Linked DNA regions of Homo sapiens: region 1 is linked to region 2. A link is an interaction called in ENCODE POLR2A ChIA-PET data of the cell type or tissue named here. Cell type or tissue: MCF 10A. All regions are shown on one strand. Links, peaks and the distances in the headings refer to the core of each region. The heading gives the core; the rest is flanking DNA.

What was found. Peaks named below come from ENCODE experiments on the same cell type or tissue, not always from the same donor. Only the 100,000 strongest peaks of a DNase experiment are listed, where the experiment ranks them.
Region 1: POLR2A ChIA-PET joins it to region 2 with 6 read pairs; 4 of 35 experiments call an interaction of 5 or more read pairs at or near these places.

The regions. Positions count from the first base shown.
Region 1 is chr14:61,642,005-61,654,389 of GRCh38, forward strand. LINC03033 (long intergenic non-protein coding RNA 3033) reads left to right here. Exons shown (of 3, transcript NR_039985.1): 2 at 8,958-9,013; 3 at 11,619-12,385. Among named protein-coding and RNA genes, the nearest start is that of HIF1A, 47 kb to the right of the region's middle. In MCF 10A, for the core only: no CTCF peak of the experiment used is centred there; a DNase peak (open chromatin) is centred at 4,857.
Region 2 is chr14:61,459,577-61,471,961 of GRCh38, forward strand. All of the region lies in intron 9 of PRKCH (protein kinase C eta), which reads left to right. Among named protein-coding and RNA genes, the nearest start is that of PRKCH-AS2, 80 kb to the right of the region's middle. RefSeq lists a silencer at 1,775-2,069 and an enhancer at 6,508-7,424. In MCF 10A, for the core only: no CTCF peak of the experiment used is centred there; a DNase peak (open chromatin) is centred at 6,795.

The sequences.
Region 1 (12,385 bases), core at 3,468-5,967, 180 kb after region 2:
ATTTCCTCTCCTCCCCTTGCCCATAGTAACCACTATTTTACTCACTGTTTCTGTATATGAGACCTCTTTTTAAAACTAATCCACATATACGTGAGATCATGCAATATTTTTCTTTCTGTGTCTGGCATATTTCACTCAGCATGTCCTCCACACCCATCCACACCCATTCTTCTTTTTTTCTTTTCTTTAAGGCTGAATAAAATGAGTTTAATATGGCCTGGCTTTCAAAGAAATGGATACATAAACAAAGAATTACAATATGATGTAATAAAATAAAACTTTATATTTTATAAACAGTAAGATCGTTGCATAAGAAAGGGAATGATCAAAATGTAAGTGGGCAAAAAGGCTTCCTGGAGTAAATGGAATACGAATTTGGCTTTATGAGATGAATAGGAGTTTGTGAGGTGGCTATGTGTGGGAAGGGCATTCCAAGCAAAGGGAACAAGACGTGCAAAGGCAAAGACACACAAATGACTACCATGTGTCCTAGGCACTAAATGTGAGTCAGCACTGCTGAAGCAAAACGTGCTCTAGGAGGCAGCTGGAGAGGAAGGCAGGGCAGCAGTCAGTGGAGCACGATGCATGGAGGTGTGTTCCAAGTAACCTAACAGCAGGAGCAGACTGAAGATGATTTCTTTTCTGTTTTTATTTTGTTTAAATTAAATTAGAGTATCTATCCCTGTAAAAGTTTCATCAGTTCCATTCTCATATGAATTCTTGAGTGGGAGGGACAGAGGCATTGACTTCATCATGCTATGAGTTGAGCATCACCTGTGTCCCCCGAGGGAAGTGTGTCATACAAGTGAACAGTCTTTCATGGCATCATGGCAAGGAAAGGGAGTGCTGCCTACGGGTTGCAGAGAGACAAGGGGTTTAAAGCGGGAGTATATGTTGGTCAGATTCACGTTTAGCAAGATCCCCCTGATAGCACTGTGATGAACTGTTTGTATTGGATGGTGGGAGGCATAATGGGTTAGTATTTTAGGGCTTCTAAACAAATTGCCACAAACTAAGAGGCTTAAAACAACAGAAAAATTATTTTCTCATCATTATAGAGACCAGAAGTCTGAAATCAAGGTATCATCACACTCCTCCTGGAGGCTACAGGGGAGAATCCTTCCTTGCCTTTTCAAGCCTCTGGTGGCTATTGCCAGTCCTTGGCTTCCTTGGCTCGTGGCCACATCCATTCATTCTCTGACTCCATCTTCATATTGCCTTCTCCTCTGTGTGTTTGTTGTGTCCTCTTCTGTCTCTTAGAGGGACACTTGGGACTGGAGTTAAGGCCCACTGGGGAATCCAGGAAGATCTCATCTCAAGATCCTTAATTACATCTGCAGAGACTTTTTCCAAGTAAGGTAGCATTCACAGTTTCCAGGGATTTGGACATGGATATATCTGTGTGGGGACCACCATTCAACCCATCACACAGAAGAATCTTATTTCTGAACCTATGATCAGCAAACCAACTGCATTAGGATCTCATGGAGTGCTGCACTTTATGAGTTGCACACTACTAGACCGGAGATGCGGACTCAGGAGGTGTCAGCCAGCCACCATGAGGACAACCTTGTGATGAGCGTGGGAACTAGAATTAGAATGATCAGGAGTCACTAGTGACTTGAAAGTAGAGATGAGGAGGATGAGGTTGAACATAATGACTTCTGGGTGTCATCACGGGACAACTTACTGAGATGAGAATGCAGGGAGAAAGCATAGTATCCTAGGAATCTCAACAGTTGGAAAGACTAGTGAGATCATCCTGTCTAGCCCTTACACATGATTCAGGATTTCCCTTTTTGGTATCCTTTACAAATGATCATGCAACTTTGATTTAAGCAACTGACTTTACTGAAACCAAAGTTGCATGATCATTTGTAAAGGATTTGTCTGACTGTCTTGTCTGTTTCCTTCACCAGCTTATAAACTGAATGAGAAAAGAGGCCACGTTTCTTGGGTTCACAGTTATTTCCCCAGAACCTGATAGAGTACCTGTAAGCATGAAGGTTCTCAATATGTATTTTTTGGGGGGACTTTTGGTGGTGGTGGCTGTTGTTAAAACTACTTTATTGAGATATGATTGTCATACAAAAAGCTGTACATATTTAATGTATACAGTTTGATGAGTTTGGAGATGTGTTCACCCATGTAAATATGTGTTTTTGAATGAATGGGTGAATGAATGAGCAACTTTGGTGACAGGAAGATGTAGAAACTAGGTAAGAATTAGAATGGTTAACAAGAGTTATTCCAGTGGTTACTCTTCCATTTGGGGCAGCTCTAATTTCATGTTCCTCTTTATACAGTTGCTTATTTTGTTCCCTAGGTCACTCAGAGTGAGTCTAGCCCTTCCTCTATGTGAAAATTTATTTCAAATACAAAGAGAACTGTTGTGCTCCCTAAGTCTCCTCCTCTCTGGCTAAGTATCTTCATTTACTTTAACCACATGGCCTGTTTTAGTCCTGTTTTAGAAATGCATCACAATTCTAGTTGTTCTCCTTTCATTCACTCAACAAATATTTATGAGCATCCACTGAGTGCTCTGTACCAGGGCTCTGTATGCAGTAGGGGGAAAAAAGAGACATGCACTTGCCTTCCACCTCATCAGTGTTCCTCTGAAGTTATTAAACATAGCAATCCCCAGAACTAAGAAAAGCAGATGCCCCTTCCTTTGTACTGGGTATGTTCTCTTTTACTACTACAGTATATCTAAATAAGAGATACTGGTTCTTCCACTTGCTTTTTTGCAGTACTAGATGTGGTATTTCTTGTTGTTTGTACAGCCATGGACCATGAATTAAGTGTGACTTTTCTTTTGGGTACAAGAGCATATATACATAGAAGGATATAGATGGTATGCACAACACAACCATCTACATTCATCCATCCCTTACAAATAGAATACGTGTTTGCACTCTTTGATAAAGGTAATGCAATGCTCAGAAAAGCGCCCCAGCATCTAGAGGAGCAGGGTGTTTTTCAGGCATCTGTGAGAAACAGATGCTCTGTCAAGCCAGGGACAGGGGCTCAGGTTACATCCTGTGTTCAGTGAAGCACATCAGAATCATTTGCCTAGTACAGCCTCAAGTAATTGTTTTATTTCTTATTCTTCTATTATTTTATGCATTTTTTCTACTTTTAATAATGAAATAAACCCATAATAAAACAAAAATAATTCAACAAAACTGATGGGATTTTTTTTTTTCATTGCAAATGTCTGTTTAACTAATTTGTTCACTAATGGAGGCTCCCAAGCTTCAGAAAAGATATTCTCCTTTAAGGGAACACAGATGTTTGACTTAAAATTCCATATTTGTGACATTTCAATATTGGTATCCTCATTTTTTTTTTACTAATGAAATTGTAAGAAAACAAAATCTGCTTGTCCTACAGCAATTTGGCTGTGATTCAAAAACTTTTTATTAAAATGAAGTAATATGTTCTGCAAATCTAATTGCAGAGGAATTAGACACACTAAACCAAATAGTCATCTGTGATACAAAATGAAATAAACTAGAGAAAAACCATTTCAGGAAATAGACAGTAGAAAGAGGTTCTAAGGAATGGCTGTCTGCTTCTATTGTGATCATTTCTGTGTTCAGTTTTGATGTTTTTTAATGAAATATTTTAACCTTAGACCTCATTTTCTTTATTTTCCTTTTTGCCCTGTCTTATGGTATGATCAGACCTCATTTTTAAATGACACATTTATTTCACTAACATTGTACTTATGTAGTTGAAGTGAATGGATTAGGATCATTGACCAACTTAATTGTATATAAATGCAAATGACAATATATCTGTTGGAGTTATAATAATGGTTAGAAAATAGGGAAGAATGACAAGAGAAGTTTAGTGGAAGGTGGGTATGGACATAACGAGAGTGCATGGGTAAAACTAGCCAAAATTGTTTGGCTGCTTTAATTTGCCTCAGTCTTCAACTTTAAATAAGAAGATTTAATCAATTAGATTACTTGCAGTATAACTATTTCAATTCTCCAAACACCATTAGGTTATCTGTTCTTCGGGCCAAATTCAATGCCACGTACAAGGTAAATGCTGAATATTTGCAGAATGAATGAATGAACTAATGGACAAATAAATGCCACACTTCTTCCTTTTTTTTTGTCTTGATAGGAGTGTAGGTCAGTAAAGACCTCAAAGTTCTGATGCCTGTAATCGAGATACAAACATTTGACTCAACTAATAGAGAACTATCTTTTGCATTAGAGTTATAAACAGAACACTAGATGAATTTTCATATTATTCTTCTCTAGTAAAGACATTAGGTCACAATTAGCATTTACTTGAAATGTTTGTATATTTAAATTTCTCTATATATTTATATTATTAAATTGTTGTGACTAGAATGTAGTTTTATTTATAAATGGTTTCCAAACTATACTCTAGCCATGATCAGTTGGATAATTCAGTGTTTTTATAACTGATACCAATCATTGCAAGTTATTTGAAATCCTGATGATCCTCACGGATAGCTCTAGTCACGTCCCACACATACTTCTAGCCCAAGATGAACAGGTTGCAACAAAGATGTGTTTGTGCACGCATGTATGTGTATATGTGTGTGCATGTGTGTGTGTGTGTGTGTGTGTGTGTGTGAAAGCATTGTGGATATTTTGTGTTTGCTTATTTTGTAAACACAATATTAATCTTTGCTTGTCAGTCCTTGAGGATTTTTGCACTTTCACTGTTTATATAAGCAACCAAATGAAAATAAAAAGTCAACTTGACCCTATAGAATAGGCTGTGGTGTATTCTGAAATAACATTCTTCTTCAAACTTTCTCATTAATTGCCAGCCTGCTCAGCGACTGCCAGAATATGATTAACCTTCTTAGATCAGTTCCCACTGTTGTGCAATGCATTCTAAAATATAGCAGCAAATGAATATATGATGTCACAGAGACAAAAATTCTGCAGGTAAAAACTAGCATAAAGCAGATAAGCATTCTCTGGCTGGGATACAGAGTTTTCAAACCTCTTAAACCTTAAAACCTTACTCTGAAAACACTACATACCAGATGTAAACTGCCCAAACTTGTTTTTGAACGGATTCATTTTATGTCCATAGAATTTAATGCACAGATTCATGTTCATGCAGTTCAATTCATAGATTTTTAAACTGTTTCAGTACTTAGCCCATTGATTGATCTAAGAGCCTAGATATTAAAATGAAGTCTGTTGTTCTTTTTATTCATTAAAGACAAGAAAAGACTATTTCTGTCAATGGTTATTGGATTATCCTACTTGACTATAAACAGATCCCTCCCCTACCATGCATGTGCACAAAAATTACCAGAGCCTTTCCTAAATTGATTGTGAGGTCAATTGCTTTGATGTCACTGAGGCTCCCATATTGTCCGAGGTTGCAGGGAAAAGAGGTTGGGGGAATAATCTCATTTCTAGGGGAAGAAGCATAGGAATAAGAATCAAAAGATTCACATTCTAATCTTGGCCCAGCCTCCAAACAGCAGTGTGACGTGGTCCAAGAAGTGGCGCTGCCCTAAACACTCATTACATCTTCACAGCATGAACAGGTACATTTAGATAGGTGCTGCAGTATCCCCTTTTACAGGTGAAAAGATTTAGATACTTTCCCTGTGTCAGGCCGTAGGTTAGGATCAGAGCCAGGATTCTGCCTGGAACAGGTTGGCTCCTGTACTGCTATTTTAGAGATATTGTGATAATGCATGTGAAAGAACTTTGAAAAATATAAAGAATGATTATTCTTACACAGTAGGGTCACTCAATAGATGTATTTACGTACTGAAAATTGGAATGAGGGTGGAAGAAATAGTGAAATAACTGACGGTGTTGGCTGTCGATGATCGTAGGGGTAGTCACCACCTGATTTTGAGGAGTGGCACATGCTAGCTAAGTAGGCCAGAGAAGCTAAACACAGTCTTACCATATGATTCAGCATTTGAACTTTTAGGTGTTTACCCAACTGATTTGAGATTTATATCCACATAAAAACCTGCAAACAAATATTTATAGCGGCTGTATTCATAATGACCAAAAACTGGGGGCAAATAAGATGTCCTTCAATAGGTGAATGGATAAATAAACTGTGGTACAGTCAGTTGCTGGAATATTATTTGATGATAAAAATAAATGAGCTGTTGAATCACAAAAAGACATGAATGAATCTTAAATGCGTAGTTCCAAGTGAAACAATCCGATCTGAAAGGCTACATATTGTATGTTTACAATTACATGACATTCTGGAAAAGGCAAAACTATGGAGACATTAAAAAAATGCATTGATTTCCAGGGGCTCAGGGAGAGGGGAGGAAGGATTAAATAGGTTAAGCAGGAGGAATTTCTTAGAGTGGTAAAACTGTTCGCATAATACTGTAATTATGGATACATGACAATGCATATATCAAAATCCATGGAACTTTATAGAACAAAGAGTAAACATTAGTGTATGCACATTTTAAAGATCATTTAGAAGGTCAAGGGTCCTAGAATGGACTGCAGTGACAAAACAATCTAACTGTACTAAAAATCTATAAAGCAACTTCACTGAAGGAAGTGGGAGGAAAAGATGCTGAGCTAAGTGATTTTGGAAATGAGAGGAGTCTGTAAGACTAAAGGCAAAAGAAAATGTACATAAAACTGTACTTAATAAAGTTGTTTCCCATAAGGTTTCAAGTTAACAATTCTAATACTGCTCTACATTTATACCAGAATTAGCAATTAAGTAAATGCATGGTGGATGGTGGGAGCCAGATTTCTCATGGGGTTCACAGATAAACAATGGGAATAGGCTAGACTGGTCCATGTGGTAATGAATTAGAGTTGGGGCTATCAGTATGAATTCACTCATGTTTAGCTTAACATAGATACCTATGGTTACATATAGAAATATTTATAGATATTTGTACATATATACAGAGCTTAGTATACATATTTCCTTGTTGCGTCAGCTAAGAGAGCCTAGAAAGCAATGACACCCCAGTAGCAAGGAGAACTTCTAGTGCCCAGATTTTGGTTTTAATACTGTTCTCCAGTAAAAGAAACTAGAGCTCCTTGGAGAAATTGCTGATTGTAAGATTGGGTTAGCATATATACAAGTTGGCCCTGGAGCATCTTGTAGTGCCAGAAAGTAAGTATCTAACACACACAGACACACACACACACACACACACACACACACACACACACACAAAATTATAAGAGGATCTCAAAGGGATACAGGAGCCAACTTCAACAGGAGCTCCTCATGGCCAAACCTGAAACAATGTGAACCACAAAATAATGCAGTATTAGACTATAAGCAAAAGTATAAAATAACTATGAGTTCATACTATTATAAGTGAATAATCGAATAAATAAATCGTGAAAAAATGACACATCTCCCATGCAGAAGAATTCCAAATAATGTCTTTAGATATTCTACACTCAAAGAGGTAGAACATAACCCCCTACTCCTTTGATGTGGGCTATATGTAGTGACTTCCTTCCAAAAGGTGCAGCATAGACATGGTTTAACTTTACAGCGAAGAACATGACAATAAGCCAAGCAATCAAGATCAATATCAACAGTAAGAAGTCATGTGGATGAAATGTACTCTTGATACAATGCAACAAAAAGCCTCTTTATCTTTGTGAATTTCTACCCAAAAACCCATAATCCAGTCTAATCGTGCAAAAAAAAAATCAGATAAATACCAATTAAGGAGCAGTCTACAAAATATTTGATGAGTATTCCTCAAAAACAGGGTAAATCTGAAAAATCATCACAGCCAAGAGGAGCCTGAGGAGACAGAACAACTAATGTAATATGGTATCCTGGATGAGATTCTGAAATAGAAGAAGGACATGAGGGGCCAGGCGCAGTGGCTCATGCCACTTGGGAGGCCAAGGCAGGTGGATCACCTGAGGTCAGAAATTCAAGACCAGCCTGGCCAACATGGTGAAACCCCGTCTCTACTAAAAATAAAAAAATTGGCTGGGCATGGTGGCTGGCACCTGTAATCCCAGCTACTCGCGAGGCTGAGGCAGGAGAATTGCTTGAATCTGGGAGGCAGAGGTTGCAGGGAGCCGAGATCACACCATTGTACCCCAGCCTGGGTGACAAGAGCAAAACTCTGTCTCAAAAAAAAAAAAAAAAAGGACATTAGATAAATACCAAAGAAATAGAAGGACATTAAATAAAAGCAAAACTGTCTCAAAAAAAAAAAGGACGTTAGATAAATACCAAGGAAATAGAAGGACATTAAATAAAAAGGACATTAGATAAATACCAAGGAAATAGAAGGACATTAGATAAATACCAAGGAAATCTGAATAAAGTATAGACTTGTTAATAATATACAGGTGTTGACTCACTAATGATAACAAATGTGCTATACAAATATAAGTTGTTAATAATAGGAGAAACTGGATATGGAGTACATAGGAACTCTCTTTACTATCTTTATAATGTTTTGTAAGTCCAAACTGCTCTAAAAAATAAAGTATATATATCCTTTTTAGTATATGTAAATATACTACAGAGAAGATTTTGGTTTTACCTAGATTACATCACTGAAAGATATTGATTTTCACCAACTCCATTAATTATTTTTTGATGTGGAGATAAAAGATATAATCAGACACAATCCTGTAAAAATCAATTCACCTCCTTGGATATCATGATGATTTTAGTCACATATGCTCCTTTTGGATGGACATACCTATAAGGAAAGAAATTTTTTTAAATGCAGAAGTATATTAAATTTATTTGTTAAATAAACAACGAACATCTCCAGATAGCAGCAAACGGCAAGGAATTACATCCAGCTATAATTTAACCAGCCCGCCTTAGGATTGCCGCTATTAGAGTTCAGTGGTGGTATAAACCATCTCTAGTGTATGCTTTTTCTATAGATGGTTTATTAGATGATTTACAATGAAATCGAACACATGACTGTTCTTTAACCCCTCCAGGAACCTGATGAAATGCCTGGTCTAACAGGAGGATGCAGAGAAAGTTATGAAGAGAGGTAGGTGAGCTTCTGTGTTATTTATTCTTGGTCCTGCAATATGGTCAGTGAAGCATCCTGAGCGCTCACCGTTTCCCAGTGCTATAAAGCAAATTGGATGGATGAGTGTGATTTAGAGGAGAAGGAAACTGCAGTTATCACTGCTTTACCTTGACCTCTGCCTGGAGACAAGGCTGAGAGGGTGACTACAAAATTAGAGCAACAACTAACATATGCTGGATACATATCCTGGGCCAGGATGATGCCAGGTATTTTACAGTCGGTCACTCCTCACAACAACCCTATGAGCAGCAGTCTCTTCCTTAAGATTTTGAGCGGGCCCAGTAATCACTACCCCTCTTCATCCCCTTAATTCTCAAAAAATTAAGATATAAGACAAAGGAGTAACAGATGAAGATGTTATAATATCACCTCTATTACTGATAAAGTCTCCCTTACAGTGCTAGTGGGAGCATAAATCGATATAGCCATTTTGGAAAACTAAACCTGAATATATGCATTCTCTATGCCCCAGCAATTCCACTCACAGAAATATACCCAGTAAAGTGTGTACGTATGCTCACCAAACGACATGTACTAGAATGCTCATAGTAGCACTATTTGTAAAACTGGAAAATACCCATTTGCCTGGCAACAGTAGAAGGGATCAATAAATCTTGGTATACTCACACAATAGATTATTATATAGCAATAAGAATGATCAAACCGTAATTACAGGCAACAATATAGATGAATATTGCAAATGTAACATACTGGCAAAAAAAACAGATGCAGAAGAGCATGAACTGTATGATTTCATTTATGCAAAGTACAAAAGTGGGAAAATGAATTGGGTTTTAGAAGTCAGTTCAAGATAGTTGTTGCCCTTGGGTGGGGACAGTGATTGAGAGGGAGGAGGCAGGAGACTTCTTGGGGACTAGCACTATTATTTTTCTTGAAATGAGTACTAGTTACTTGGGTGTGTTTGGTTGTGAAAATTATAGAGCGATACACAAGCAGTAAGCATCTTTACCATATATATAGTTCTTCAATTAAAAAAATTTTTAAATCCTCTCTTGATCCCGTCTTCCCATCCAACTACCACTATCTCTCCTCTTCCCTGTAAAGCAAATGTTTTTGAATGGAGTGTCTTTGCTCGCTGTGTCCAATGTCTGCATTCTCTCTTGAACCCAGTCCAGCAAACCTTTTGCCCTAGATTCTAAAAAGCTGCTCTTATAAAGATCAATGATGACTTGCATATGGCTAAACCCAATGCTCAGCTTGCCTCATTGTACTTACCAGCAGCATTCCATACAGAATATCACTCTCTGCATATTCTTTTGGTTTCTGTACACAGTATCCATCACTAGGTGAACTCATGGAGCCTCATGGCTTTAAATGCCCTGTCTGTACTGATGACTGTCTCATTTATATTTTCAGCCCAAATCTCTCCTTGGCACATCAGACTTGTGCATTCAATTGCCCACTCAACATCTCAAACATAATATATTCCAAACAGATGTCCTGATATCCTCCAAACCTGCCCTTCCCACATTCTCCTCCTTCTTATTAAGCTTCTCAGATCTACTCCATCCTTCCAGTTGTGTAGCCCCCAAACTTTGGAATAACCCTAAACTTCTCTTTTTTTTTCTCATACAATGCATCTAATCCATTAACCAGACCTGTTGATTCTACCTTCAAAATATATCCAGAATTTACCCACTTCTTGCTGCTTAGACTGCCACCATCCTGGTCCAATCCACCTTCCTCTCTTGCCTGAATTATCTCAATAGCCTTCTAGATGCTTCTTCCCTGCCCCTCACTGCCCTGCCCCTTGCCTCTGCCCTTGCTGCCCCACAACCTATTTCCTACAAAGAGCGATCCCAGTAAACAATAATCCAAATTATGTCATTTGTCTGCTCCAGACCCTCCTGTTTTCCATCTCACTTAGATGAAAAGGCAATTCCAGGCTGTGAACTTCAAGACTCTGTATGATCTGACCTCACACTGGCTTTCAAACCTCATCTTGCACACTGCTTCCCCAGTGTGCTCTGCGTTAGCCGCATGGGGATTTTTATGGGTCCCTGGACACTCCGGGCATTTCCCTGGCTCAGGGCGTTTGCATTGGCTGTTTCTGCTTACTGGAGTTCTCTTTCCCTGCTATATACATGGTTTTCTCTCTCATTTCCTTCAGGTCTTTCTTTACTCAAATGACATCTTTTTTAAAAGAGGATTTCTATCTAAAATTTTATACACATATCTCTGTATCCCCCTTCTCAGCATTTTTTTTTCTCCTTGGCACTTATCACTCTCATGTGTGTGTTTGTTCATGTATTTATTGACTGAGTGATTTTTTTCTCTCCCAATAAGCTGCAAACTCTGTGAAGACAGGGATATTTTTCCCATTTTTGCCCCATCATGCTGCAAGCCCAAGGTACAATTAGAACACATCCAATTCACTGTCCATCTACCTGTGGCACTTCAACCATGACCACAAACCAAATCACTCTTCCTGTATCACATTCCCTGAGAGACTTTGTTTTCTCCCACAGGAAAGATTTGTTTATTTTTCTGATTCAATCAAATGTACCACTAGTTTCTGCAGGATTATTTGTACCTCTTTCAGGATCCTGAGGAATTTGCTCCTGGGCCATGAAGATGGGAAGCTGAGTCAGAGTGCAGTTCTTCACCCAATCCCACAGCCACACGTGCCTGCTTGCTCACGGGATCTTCCCACTCTCCTCGGGAAGGCTTCCGAGCTGCTTCCTCAGGATGTCCTGTGATAGCAGCCTGACCTGTCAAAGCCATGCGAATACCATCTGTTCAGTTATATAACTTGAGATCTGGGAAGAATTCTCAACGTAGGATTTGCTGCCCAAATCAAATCATTTTCAGAAAGGAGATTAAGCATTCTTTGCTGGGAAAAGGAGAAATTACCAGAAAAAATTATCATTTCACTGAGTATAAACAAACCTTTGTCCAAAATACACAAATGAAAATGACAAATTTGCTTCATTAATATTTGCTTGCATTAAAAATATACACAGGGCTATGTATGGTTCAATATCTTAAGTGCAAAGTAAAATCTTAATTAGGAACAATGGAATTGTTAATTTAATGAATCTTAATTTTGTTTAGATCATTAGCCTGCAGTATAATGTCCCAAGCAGAATTTGGGGTGGGGAGCTTGGTGGTGGAAGAGGAAGTGCTCATTTCTACAGACATGACAAGATTATTAACACTAAAGAATGACTTTTCTTTCATGGGAGGGGAAGATATCTGACCCACCAGCAGTCAGACAGAAACCCTGACTTGTGATTTTAACATTACCTTATATGACCCATGGTCACCTTGTATGACCAAAGAAAACCATTTATGAAATAGCTGTCCGGA
Region 2 (12,385 bases), core at 5,484-7,983:
TCATGGAAGAAGTGGAAGCAGAGGAATGACGTATCAGGTTGTATGTTTTAATTATGAAAATCTAATTTCTTGCGATAGGTAATATAAGTATCCTCCAAATATTCATATCCTTTCTCCGAAAGAAACAAGTATTGCTCGTTTTATTTATAGCCTTTGAGAGAATTTTCTGTACATAAAAGCATATATATACAGCACATATATGCATACATGTTTATCTTTTAAAAACACAAATAATAGTATACTTTGCCCATGATTCTGTATTTTTAAAATTTAATTAATCTATTTTTTGAGACAGGGTCTCACTTTGTCACCAGGCTGGAGTGCAGTGACGGTTATGGCTCACTGCAGCCTCAAGCTCCCAGGCTAAAGCTATCCTCCCACCTCAGCCCCCTGAGAAACTGGGACTTACAGGCACATGCCACCACACCTGGCTAATTTTTGTTATTTTTTTGTAGAGATGGGGTTTTGCCATGTTTCCCAGGCTGGTCTCAAACTCCTGGGCTAAAGCAATCCACCCACCTCAGTCACTCAAAGTTCTGGGATTACAGGCGTGAGCCACTGTACCTGGCCACTTTATTTTTTTAAGACATAATATTAATAGTATATATTGGAAATTGTTTTGTATTTCTATATACCAAGCTGCCTCATTTTTAATGGCTGCATAGTACTCCATTTTAGAACATGACATAATTAATTTAACTTTTCCTCCTCTGTTGCTATGTATTGTGTTCCTAGTCTTTTATTTCAGTCATTGTTGCAGTGAGTCCCCTTGTACTTTTGTCTTTGTGTGCTTATGCTGGTGTTTCTGTATGACACATTATTAGTAGTAGTATTGCTTGGTCAAAGGGTATATGCATTTCACATTTTGATTGAGTTCAATTGCCCCCTCCCCCATTGTGGTTAAAGATAGTGAACGTTTTATTGTCCATGTACCACACATTGTTCTAAGTGCTTTATGTCTGTTATTTAATCCTTATAGTAACCCTCTGAAATAAGTTCTGTTATTATCACCCCATTTCACAGAGGAGAAAAGTTAGGTACAAAGAAGCTTAGTTCCTAAGTGGCAGAGAGCGTTTGAAGCCAGGTGGTCTGACGGCAGAGTCCAGGCAGGCTCTTCCTATTTGCTGGGCTGCGTCTCTAAATTCACACTCCCAAAGCTTGAGTGAGAAGGTGCATTTCCCCGCCTTCCCATCATGGCATGCTCTCTGTCATTTGGATCATCTCAGAGTTAGAAAAATGGTATATTTGAAGTTCCAACTTGCATTCCTCTAACTGTGAGTGAAGCTGGGCGTTTTCATACATTTCAGGGTCACTAGTATTCAAATCTGTGTTGGGAGGGCCACATGCAGCCTGGAGAATGGGTGGAGCAGAGAAGTCTGGGAGCTTGGTGACAGGACGCACTGAAGGAGATACATGGCTTGGACTCCCACGCCACCCCAGCGTTATCAAGAGAAAAAAAAATGGGGAGGCAGCTAATGGCTTCGTGGGCCTCGGCTCCCCTGCGCGCCTCTCCCTTCCCCTCTGCTCCTCATTGGTCCTCAGTGGCTCTTGATGGCCCTGGAGCCCATGCTGCTCCTGCCCCCATCCTCTGCTTTCCCTCTGCTGGATTGGTCCTTGGTTCCCCTGGAGCTCCAGTTCTCCCTGCCCCACACTGCTCCCTGGAGTAGCCTTGAAACGACTTCCTTGGCTGGGCACTTTGCCAACGTAAAGCCCCTCCCCTGCCCTCACCCCCTTGTTGGGCTCTTTTCTTGGAATAGAGGAGTGGAGTTACAGCTTGAGGCTTGAGAGGGATAGCTGGTAGCTGATACTGGTTGCCCGCCGGGGTTTCAAGCGCCAGCCTCCTGAACACCACCATGAACACCATGAGTCAAGCCGCAGAGCCAGGTGACCTCTCAGATCTTCTTCCTAGGGCCTGAGCCAAACATCACATGGTTTCCTATGACATGAGGTTAGATCATCTTCACCAGGTGGTAACCTTTGAGTCAAGCAGTCAACTGATATTTAGTGAGCTTACCTGGTCTTGCAGCAGCAATGGTTCCAAGTTACTACTGCTGAAGCAAAGAAAGAAGTATCTCATACCTAACAGGGGAATTTGATCTGTAAAAGGAAATTCTGGTGATTATAAGCAAAGATCTCATCAACAGATCATGTTATGGTAGAGTAAAATGAGGAAGTAACCTGGAACAGATTGGGAACCCAATCAATATAGCATATGCAATCAAAATGTTCCAGGAAAATGTATAAATTCTACAGTATACCAAAATTTTAGCGGCCACATGAGATTCCCAGTGTTTAGTGGGTGAAGCCTTTACTAGCATTGAAGTCTATTTTTCCTAGTGGAAGTTTTATGTTTGACCACAAGGTGGCAGTCATTACCGCAAAGTTACTTTTATTTCTCCACCAGAGAAACCAAAGGCATGGAACTGCCATTGCGGTTTAAGATGTGTGTGTTGTAGTAGATGTCTCCAAAGCAAAGGATAAAGGGAATGTACCCCTGCTTTAGGCTAAATGATAAAGAAGTAGTGGGAACCCACTTCAAAGAAGCAAGTGAGGCTGGGCGCAGGCAGCACTTTGGGAGGCCGAGGTGGGGCAATCACTTGAGCCTAAGTGTTTGAGACCAGCCTGGCCAACGTGGTGAAACCCCGTCTACTAAAAATACAAAAAGTAGCTTGGTGTGGTGGTGCATGCCTGCAATTCCACCTACTCCAGAGGCTGAGACAGGAGGATCGCTGGAACCCGGGAGGCAGAGGTTGCAGTGAGCCAAGATCGTGCCATTGCACTCCAACCTGGGTGACAGAGCACGACTTTTTCTCAAAAAAGAAAAGAAAAAAAAGCAGCAAAGGAGATTTTCTAATGCTGAGATAGAGGTATACAATTTTAGTTTTGCTGTCGTTGTTGCCTTCTTTGAGGTTTGCAAGGTATCGGACTCCACAGTACACATAGCATTTGCTCGCTGTGCATTCGTCTGTTGGAAGTCCTTATTTACTGTTGTAAAACTATCCCCATTTACTGTTGGAAAACTAACTATAAAGAACAGAAAGTGTTACTTGCTATGAGAAGTTACAGCAGAAAGATGCTTACTTTTTAGCTGCCCAGTGTTGCAGGCCCTGGCTTCTCAAGTAAGATGCTAATCAGTGTGTAATGCTGAACTGTGACAGTCTCCCCTGGAGAATTTAGGAGTGAGAGGGGGTGTTGGAGCCACTCTACCTGCAAAGCATTTCATTGTGAGGGCCTTTGTAAAAACAGCACTCTCCTCATGCAGCCCTGTGGAATCAGTCTCTCTGAAGCCCAGAGCAGGGCAGTAACTAGCCGAGGATCCCTTAGATTGTAAGTGGCAGAGACAAAGTTCAAGTTTAGGTCAGGCTGACTCTGACTCCATATGTTGTCTTATTCCGCATTTAGTTGGTTGATTCAGCCTCGGCTTAAGCACCTCCTATCTGTCTTGGCTCCCCTCCAACCTGACAATATGGAAATGGCATTGCCCTTGGGAACAGAAAACCTGAACTGTGTTTTAGCTTTGTTTTCCACCATCTAAATGGCTTGAGTCTGTCCTAAAATTCCTTTGACCCTTAAAGTTCTTATCATTAAAATGAAAACAGGATCGCTGTGAGGGTCAAATGAGAGAATGCAGAATATTTTGTACAGTGCGAAGTGCTGTTCAAAAGTGAGTCAGTTCAACTGTGGTGATGACCCCCTCCATCCTCACACCAAAGGAAAAATGTCCCAGGGCTTCCCAATGGCCAGCCCAGACACCCACATGGAGGGGACAGCAAACATTGAGAAGGTAAGTATTTTATAGGTCCTTTTGTTCTTGGCAAAAAGGAAATAGTAAGCAAATTTCAAATATTTGATAATTTATCAAGATTGCTACAAAGGTTTATGAACCCATAGATTATTTCCCCTTTTTTTTTATAATCATATACACTGCTTACAAGTATATAAATGGGCATCCTTATCTGTTTCTGATAGCACTGCAAATCCTAATAGTTTGTGACTAATTTGATAACCTGTACTAAAACTCACAAAATGTATACTCCTGGATCTGTTTTTCTGATAATCTGGACTACAAAAATAATATAAAGAATAAAATGTTATTCATAAAGATGTTTAATTTTCAGTGCTTTGTTTATATATATTTTTTTGGTCAACATCTCTCTAATCCTCCAGCCTCTGGTAACCACTATTCTATTCTGTTTCTATGAGTTTGGCTTTATTTGATTACACATATCAGTGAGATTAAGCTGCATTTGTCTTTCTGTGACTGGCTTATTTCAAATAATACAATGTCCTCCAGGTTGATCCATGTTGCAAATGACAGGATGTCTTTCTTTTTAAAAGCTGAACAGTATTCTATTGTGTATATATTCCGTTGTTTCTTTGTCCATTCATCCACTGGTGAACACTTAGGTTGATTCCATATCTTGGCTATTGTGAGTAATGCTGCAGTGAACATGAGAGTGCAGGCATCTTTTCGACATGCTGATTTCATTTTCTTTGGATGTATATCCAGTATTGGAATTGCTGGAGCATATGGTAGTTCTATTTTAATTTTTTGAGGAGCCTCCATACCGTTTTCCAAATGAGTATACTAATTTACATTCCCACCAACAGTGTACAAGGGTTCCCTTTTCTCCACATCCTCTTCAACACCTGTTATTTTTCATCTTTTCAATAATAGCTGTTCTGACAGGTATGACATAATATCTCATTGTGGTTTTAATCTGCATATCCCCAATGATTAGTGATATTGAGCATTTTTTCTATACCTGTTGGCCATTTGTGTGTGTGGTTTTGTTTTGTTTTTTTTTTTACTTTTCATTTATTTTTACTTTAAGTTCTGGGATACATGTGCTGAACTTGCAGGTTTGTTACATAGGTGTACATGTGCCATGGTGGTCTGCTGCACCTATCAACTGGTCATCCAGGTTTTAAGCCCCGAATGCATTAGGTATTTGTCCTAATGCTCTCCTTGCCCTTGCCCTCCCACCCAACAGGCTCTGGCATGTGATGTTCCCCTCCCTGTGTTCTCATTGTTCAACTTATGAGTGAGAACATGTGGTGTTTGATTTTCTGTTCCTGTGTTAGTTTGCTGAGAATGATGGTTTCCAGCTTCATCCATGTCCCTGCAAAGGACATGAGCTCATTCTTTTTTATGGCTGCATAGTATTCCATGGTGTATATGTGCTACATTTTCTTTATCCAGTCTGTCATTGATGGGCATTTGTGTTGGTTCCAAGTCTTTGGTATTGTAAATAGTGCTGCAATAAACATACATGTGCATGTGTCTTTATAGTAGAATGATTTATTAATCCTTTGGGTATATACCCAGTAATGGGATTGCTGGGTCAAATGGTATTTCTGGTTCTAGATCCTTGAGGAGTCGCCACATGGTTTTCCACAATGGTTGAACTAATTTACATTCCCACCACCTGTTGGCCATTTGTATGTCTTCTTTTGAGAAATGTCTATTCAGGTCCATTAACCATTTTAAAATTGGGTTGTTTCTTACTATTAAGTTGTTTGAGTTTCCTCTGTATTTGGATATTAACTCCTTATCCAGATATGTGTTTTACAAATATTTTCTCCCATTCCACAGGTTGTCTCTTCACTCTGTTGATTGCAGAAACTTTGCAGAAGCTTTTTAGTTTGATATAGTTCCATTTGTCTATTTTTGCTTTTGTTGCCTGTGCTTTTACGGTCATATTTTAAAAAGCCATTGCCTATGCCTGTGTCACAGATTTCTTCCCCTAAGTCATCATTTGGTAATTTTACAGTTTTAGGTCTTACATTTAAGTCTTTAGTCCATTTTTCAGTGATTTTTTTATGTGACGTGAGATGAGGGTCTGTTTTTATTCTTCTGCATGTAGATATCCAGTTTTTTCAACACCATTTATTGAAGGGACAGTCCTTTCTTTGTTGTGTGTCCTTGGGATCTTTGTTGATAATTAATTGATTGTAAAGGTGTGGATTTATTTCTGAGCTCTGTATTCTGTCCCATTGGTCTATATATCTGTTTTTATGCCAGTACCATAATGTTTTGATTACTGTAGCTTTGTAGTAGATTTTGAAATCAGGTAGTATAATGCCTCCAGCTTTGTTCTTTTTGGTCAAGATTGCTTTGATGTCGTGCATTATTTATAGTAGGAAAATATTAGAAACAACTTCAGCATTTAGCAATGGGGGTACACTTCAATAATATACTATTTGATGAGAATTTTCAGCCAGTCAAGAGATAATTTTATGTTACGTAGTTAAATTGTCAGGTACCGTCGTAAGCACCTAACATGTATTGTTTATTGCACGTGATTCCTATAACAGCCTTATAAGATAGGTGCAATTATTATCCTCATTATGTCAAATGGAAAAGTGAGACACTGAGCAGTTAAGTCATTTGCCTAAAATCTATCACAGAAAATGGTAAAAATAGGAGGTTAGAATCCAGGAAATAATACAGAGGTTATGATGATGAACAGTCTGTATCCAAGTCAGGTTCTGCCCAAGATAGTGAATTGGCAGACCCGTTCCCCTCCCCAGCCTCAAAAAAGACTGCCAGGAAATTATGCCAGTAAGCTATCAGGGACTGGATTAAGGTAGTGGAATTATGAAGGATTTTTTTCCTATTTACCAAATTTGGTAATAGGATTACATTTCTTCAACAATGGGGGTAGGAGGAATAAGCCATTATTAAGTCAGGGACCAGACCCCTGGTCTCTCAGAACCTGGGATACGGCCTAGTACATGCTGTCTCCCTGACTCATTTATGGCGAAATTCACATCACACTCCTTTTATCTGAATCAGTGAGGGTTGTGTCAGCAGCTGAGTCCCTGGCATGGATGTGCTGGAATCCAGGCCTCCCATCCCCCATCCCCGGCTCGCAGGGGCCTCCCCTTCGGTTCTCCTCCTGGAGAGAGAGGAACAAAGACTAGGGGGTGAGGGATGGAGGGGGGCTATCACAGGAAGGGGGAGCAGCAAAGTAAATATTGGTCTGAGGCTTTGTTCGGAGACCCAGTTTATGGAAGCAAAGGTTTCCATTTGGAAAACAGAAGACACTTGTGGCCAGTGCCCGAAACAGCCTCTCACTAGCAGGCCCTGGGACTGGGTGAGAGGGCTGAGCGAAGTACTCCTCATTGTTTTGGGAATGCCTTAAGTTTGAGTTTAGGATCCACCGCTTTCAGGTGGGCCACAGGACGCTCCGATGCCGGTCGCTTTTGCCTCCTCCCGCTCCTCTGCCTGCTGGGGCGTCTTTACGATGTCAGCCTGCAAGGATGGAGTTCCTGGCAGGACCATAGCTTTCCGTAAGAAACCACTTCTCAAATGGCCAACAAAGTTGAAATCCTGGTTTTTGAAGGTCAGAATATCTTGGAATCTTGTGAAATAAATGCCATCGCTGCATACATGCTGGCACAAAATGATCTCACGTGTGCTCAGTGTACCTGCAGCTTGAGTGCAAAGGAACATTCTTTCCTTTGTATTACTTTCTCCATTGTTGTTGTATTAAATATTAGCGAAGAAGTGGGAGAGGCAGAGAGCAGCCAGGCAGCAAGGTAGTCATGTGGCCCTGGAATTCATCTTTCAGAATTTTCCCAGGCAGGGAACTGCACTGTGACCTTCAGCACAAGAGCTCTGAGTTCTAATTCTGGCTTAGCTGGCCCACTTGTCTTTAAGAAGTTCCCCTGCCTTTTATTTTGAGATAAGCCTCTCCACCTAAATGTGTGTTCCTTACTTCTGGACCTGTTGGCCAACGTACCTTTAGGGAGTGCCCCTCCAGCTGGCTTCAACATGTGGGGTCGTAGCGGGGCTGCAGCCTGCCCTGTCCAGCTCTGATGCTTCCCAGCGCCTCCAGCTCCCCTTTCCCTTCCTGAGGCCTCACTGAGCATTTGGCTGAGCCCCTGCCAGCCGCTGGATGTGGGGAGGAGAAGGCATGCTCAGACCCTACAGTGGCATTACTGCTTGTGCTCTGTGTTGCTGTGACACCCAGCGCAAGGGGAAGAGGCCCTGTGACAGAGGGTTAGACAAGGAGAAGGGGAAGTATAGCCGAAAGGCTGGGAGACTTTCCCCTTTACAGGCATGGGAATTCTGAAGAAGCCTCTGTTCATGCCTTGGGGTAGTTGGTTGATTCCTGGGGACTGAATGGTGCCCACTTTGCAGGAGGGGATGAGCGAAGAAGGAAAGGGCAGTTCATGAGACCCTAGCATATGTCCTAGGTGCTCATATTCATTACCAATGTCTATGAAACTAAACTGCACATTGGCATTCCGTAAATATCCATTGAACAAAATATCTCATTTAATACCCAAAGCATCCAGGGAAGAGTATCATCCTCATTTTAAAGGCCTAGAAACTGAGATCCAGAGAAATTAAACAACTTGCCCCAGATCACACAGTAAGCCAGAGTCAGTGCATGGATTCCTGACCTGACTGTCCTGCCAAATAATATACAAGCCATTTCCATTATATCACAAATAGAAGTTTTGAGTCTCTAATATGTACAACTGAGAATACTGTCATTAGACGGGAATAGAGGCAGTTTTCCACAATAGGTGGTTTTTGGCCTTTTGGGAAATACCTAAGGATATTTCCTCTGATCTGTTTGGAACCAGGTTTCCCCCTTTCCCTGAGCAGTGGCTGCTACAAATACAATCTGGTTTGCTGCGGGTCATTTGTTGCAGTTTGCCTTTGGCTCAGATCAAAATAGAAAATGAGCCAGAACATGGTGTTTCCTGTCTCTGCATGTTCCTACCTTATTCATAGTGTTCCATCTTTTTTTTAGGTTATTAATTGTGGATTTATTTCCATAGTAAGACAGGATCTGACTTTGGGGCCAACATATGTTGGACCCGCCTCCTTCTCTGCTGAAGATTCTCTGAAGACAAAATGTGCATAGGCCTTCTCCAGGATCTGGATTTTTGGGGGATTATTTGGGACCTTTGCTTCTGTCCTCTCCGGCTACCAGGCTTTCTGACCTTCTGTAGCTAAATAGGGCCACAAAAATGAATAGGAATAAGAGAACCTGAAGTTCAAGCTGTGTCTTTGGCTCTGTCTCTTTGGACGCGACTGCCAAGATATTTGGTGTGACAAAAGGATTTGAAATAGTTGGCCTGTTTTTTTCAGTTTGAGGTTGTTCTGTTGTAACTGGTCTTGTTTTTGGTAGCCATCATTATCACTGACAACCTAGAGACTGAGTAGACCGCCACCTCCATGTCTGCTAAGATAGTATAATTTAAATCTTTGATGTAACCAGAACACAACCCAGGTCACACTTTGCCCCTGTGTCTCATGATGACTGAAAGCTTTTGGGGTGATGATTGCTTGGTTATGGTTTTCCTGGACCCAACTTGGAACCCTTAAAGCCTGCCAAGTTATAGATACTCTGGCTTCAGTAGGGCCCTGTATTGAAACACCAAGTGCCAGGACTGCTCAAAAGGTGAAAATGAGATGGGTGTTCTGCCAGGTGGTTTAGTGAAAAATCAGTCAATCCAGGATCCCACTGACTGAATGCTAGGCAAAAGAAACAGTTCTTTTATTTGTTTTCATTTTTTGCAGAGTTGGAGGTCTTGCTATGTTGCCCACACTGGTCTTGAACTCCTGACCTCAAGCAATCCTACTGCCTTGGCCTCCCAAAGTATTAGGATTACAGGCATGAGCCACCGTGCCTGGCTAGAAACAGTTTTTTAAAAACTCATTCTAATTAGGAAGAGAAGACCAATACACATGGAAGAAAAGTGTACAGTAGATAGCATGTAGTAAATATAGTCCTTATGCTACAAAAGGAAAGGTAGTTGAAAATGAACATTGGGTTCTAGGGGAAACTCTTAAGTATGTGCCAGTCTGTGCTCAGAAGTACAACCTGATTGGCTGTGAGACTAAAGCCAACTGATTGCTTTAAGCAGCCCCTCGGGTGTGGGCTGCAGATGGTTCCCTAGGAAGCTGGGTTGAGTCCTGCTGTGATGAGCTGGGACTGCCAGGTAGGACCTGAAGCGGCTGCCAAGGGGCTGCCACCCCACCCTGAAGACAAAATCATACAGTCTAAAAACCTGACTGCTTTGGATCAAAATCATACCCTGTAATATGTTCTAGTTTTTAAATAACTTGGGTTTTCCTTAATTACTTAATCTCTGCTGAGAACCCAGCTGCATCCATCTCTTCTAGGTCCGGAATTATCCACAGCATCTCATGAGCAGAAACAGCCATGTCAACATAAAGTTAGCAGACTCGTCGTGTAGAGAGTTGTGCACTGGCAGGTTAGGGGGGAAGGTGTTCATTCATTCAGCAGATATGCACTGAGTGCTTGCAAGGCATAGGGCTCGCCTTCAAGCCTTGAGGACGCAGCAGTGAGCAAAACAGAAAAGAGTCCCTGCCCTCATGAAACTGACATTCTTTGGGAAGCTTATAAGCCTGAAGCTCATGAACAGATTGTTCATCTTATAGTCTCAGCTGGTGACCCTCCATGGCAGCTGCTCCCTGTGGCAATTCCTGGATTTTCCTTTCAGACAGGCTCAGAGCCGTCATCTGCTTGAAGAGTCTGGGGGGCTTGTCTGAAGCTGCATTTGCATATCAAGTGCTCCGTTATATTTTTTGTAGGATGCAGTGAGATTACTGGGGGGAGGCGTAGCTCGAGTCCTTGGTCCTTGGTACTGTCTCTGGTTAGTGGTGGGTTCTGGGTCACTATTATAGGGGTTGGGAGGTTTAAAGCAAGAGGCAGAATGGCAAGAGTAGCAGCCCCAGTAGGCTGCATTTGCTCCCGTTGCCACTTGCACGATCTTTCTCATCCCGCTGGCAAGACTAGTCTGTTCACTGGCAGCCCCTGCATCAGGCTGTGAGGACGCCCTGTCTACCTCCCGTCTCCATCCCTGTATTAACCCATGTGCTATCAAGAGCGACTGACTCTTTCTTTACAAGGTTCTTTTTCCTTCCTTCCCCGTAAGCTAATAGTTTGGCTCAGGCTCGCCAGCAGACCCTCCCCTTTTTTGCTGGAGGGCTTTGGCATGCCCTGTCTTTTCTTTGGGGCCACCCAGGGAGTTCCTGTTTCCTTTCTGTGGGAGGCTTCCAATTCTTAGTTATAGCAAAAGAGCCTGTATTTTTTAGCTCACTCCTGCCCACTTCTGGTCTTGAATGACTTATGGCTTAGGTGTTACAAATGGGAGTCCTGGAACTCTTCCCAGAATCTCTTAATTCCATTCTTGTGGTATATGACGTTCTAAACATTAAAATGATGTAATATATAACTCCCAACCAAAACAAAAGAGGAGATCCCTGCTAGCCAAATTCTTCCCTCCTCTCCATACACGTTTTTCCGTCGCTGTGCAGTGAATCCTGGGATGTGTTTGTCAGTCAGCTTCCTTGTTCTTCTGGCTCCTCACTCCCCAGGGACCACCGAGCCACAGACTCCACGGTTTTCTCTGAGGGCATGCGAAGTGGAAACTAACCTATCCCTGCAGCCAGCCCAGACCTTCTACAATCATATCTACCAGTGGTGAAAGGCAGTTCAAGATGAGTTGGACACAATCAAGAAAAATAGGGAACAAATATGTCATAGCTCCTCTCTGTCTGCTGTCTATAGAAGGAGGCTAATAGCAGCAGATCTGGTGAGGGCCAGTGGCCCATGGACCTGCCTGCCCCAAGGCAGCAATCATGGGAGTGGGGTCAAGGAAACACTAAGGAGGTACACCTGATAGGACTTTTTAAAGAGGAGTGGCCAGGGTTCTGGCCGGTTTGAAGCCTGGAGAGAATGGAATGGCATGAGTTCAGTTTTGGGGACATTCAGTGGTAAGACTGGTTTCTGTTTTCTCTTCTGGAAGCTCATAGATACAGGATCTGCTCATTCACTTGATTTGTGCCTCTTATTTGGGCTTCAGGACACATCTCTGGCCAATCGCAATTAAAACACCATGCCCAGTTAGCCATCATCGCCACTCAGAGCTGTCTGCTTTACCGGGCTAAAAAAAATGATCTTTATCACCAGTTGTAAGTGACTTAAAAAAAAAAAGTACCCTTCCACATTGCTCAGAACTTTGCCGTCACCTTCTTGACCCTCACCAACAGGTCAGGTTGTTTTAATAATCTAGTGGCTGGTAAGCTTTCATCCTTTACAATTAAAAAAAAAATCACTGATTTGCATAATGCAGTGCCATTTGCCTACTTTGTTGGGGGTGGGGGCTGTCCTGTTCATTGTGGATGTTTAGCAGCATCCCAAAATACCAGCAGCACCTCTCCAGTTATAACAACCAAACATATCGCCAGACATTGGTTCCCAGGGGGGAAGAATCTCCCCTGGCTCCCTTACATGACTGTCAGGTGATTGTCTTTGGTATGAAAAGTCAAATGGGTTAGACGATCACTTTTCTTTTTATAGAAGCCAAAGCCAAATGTGTCAGACCTTCTTTA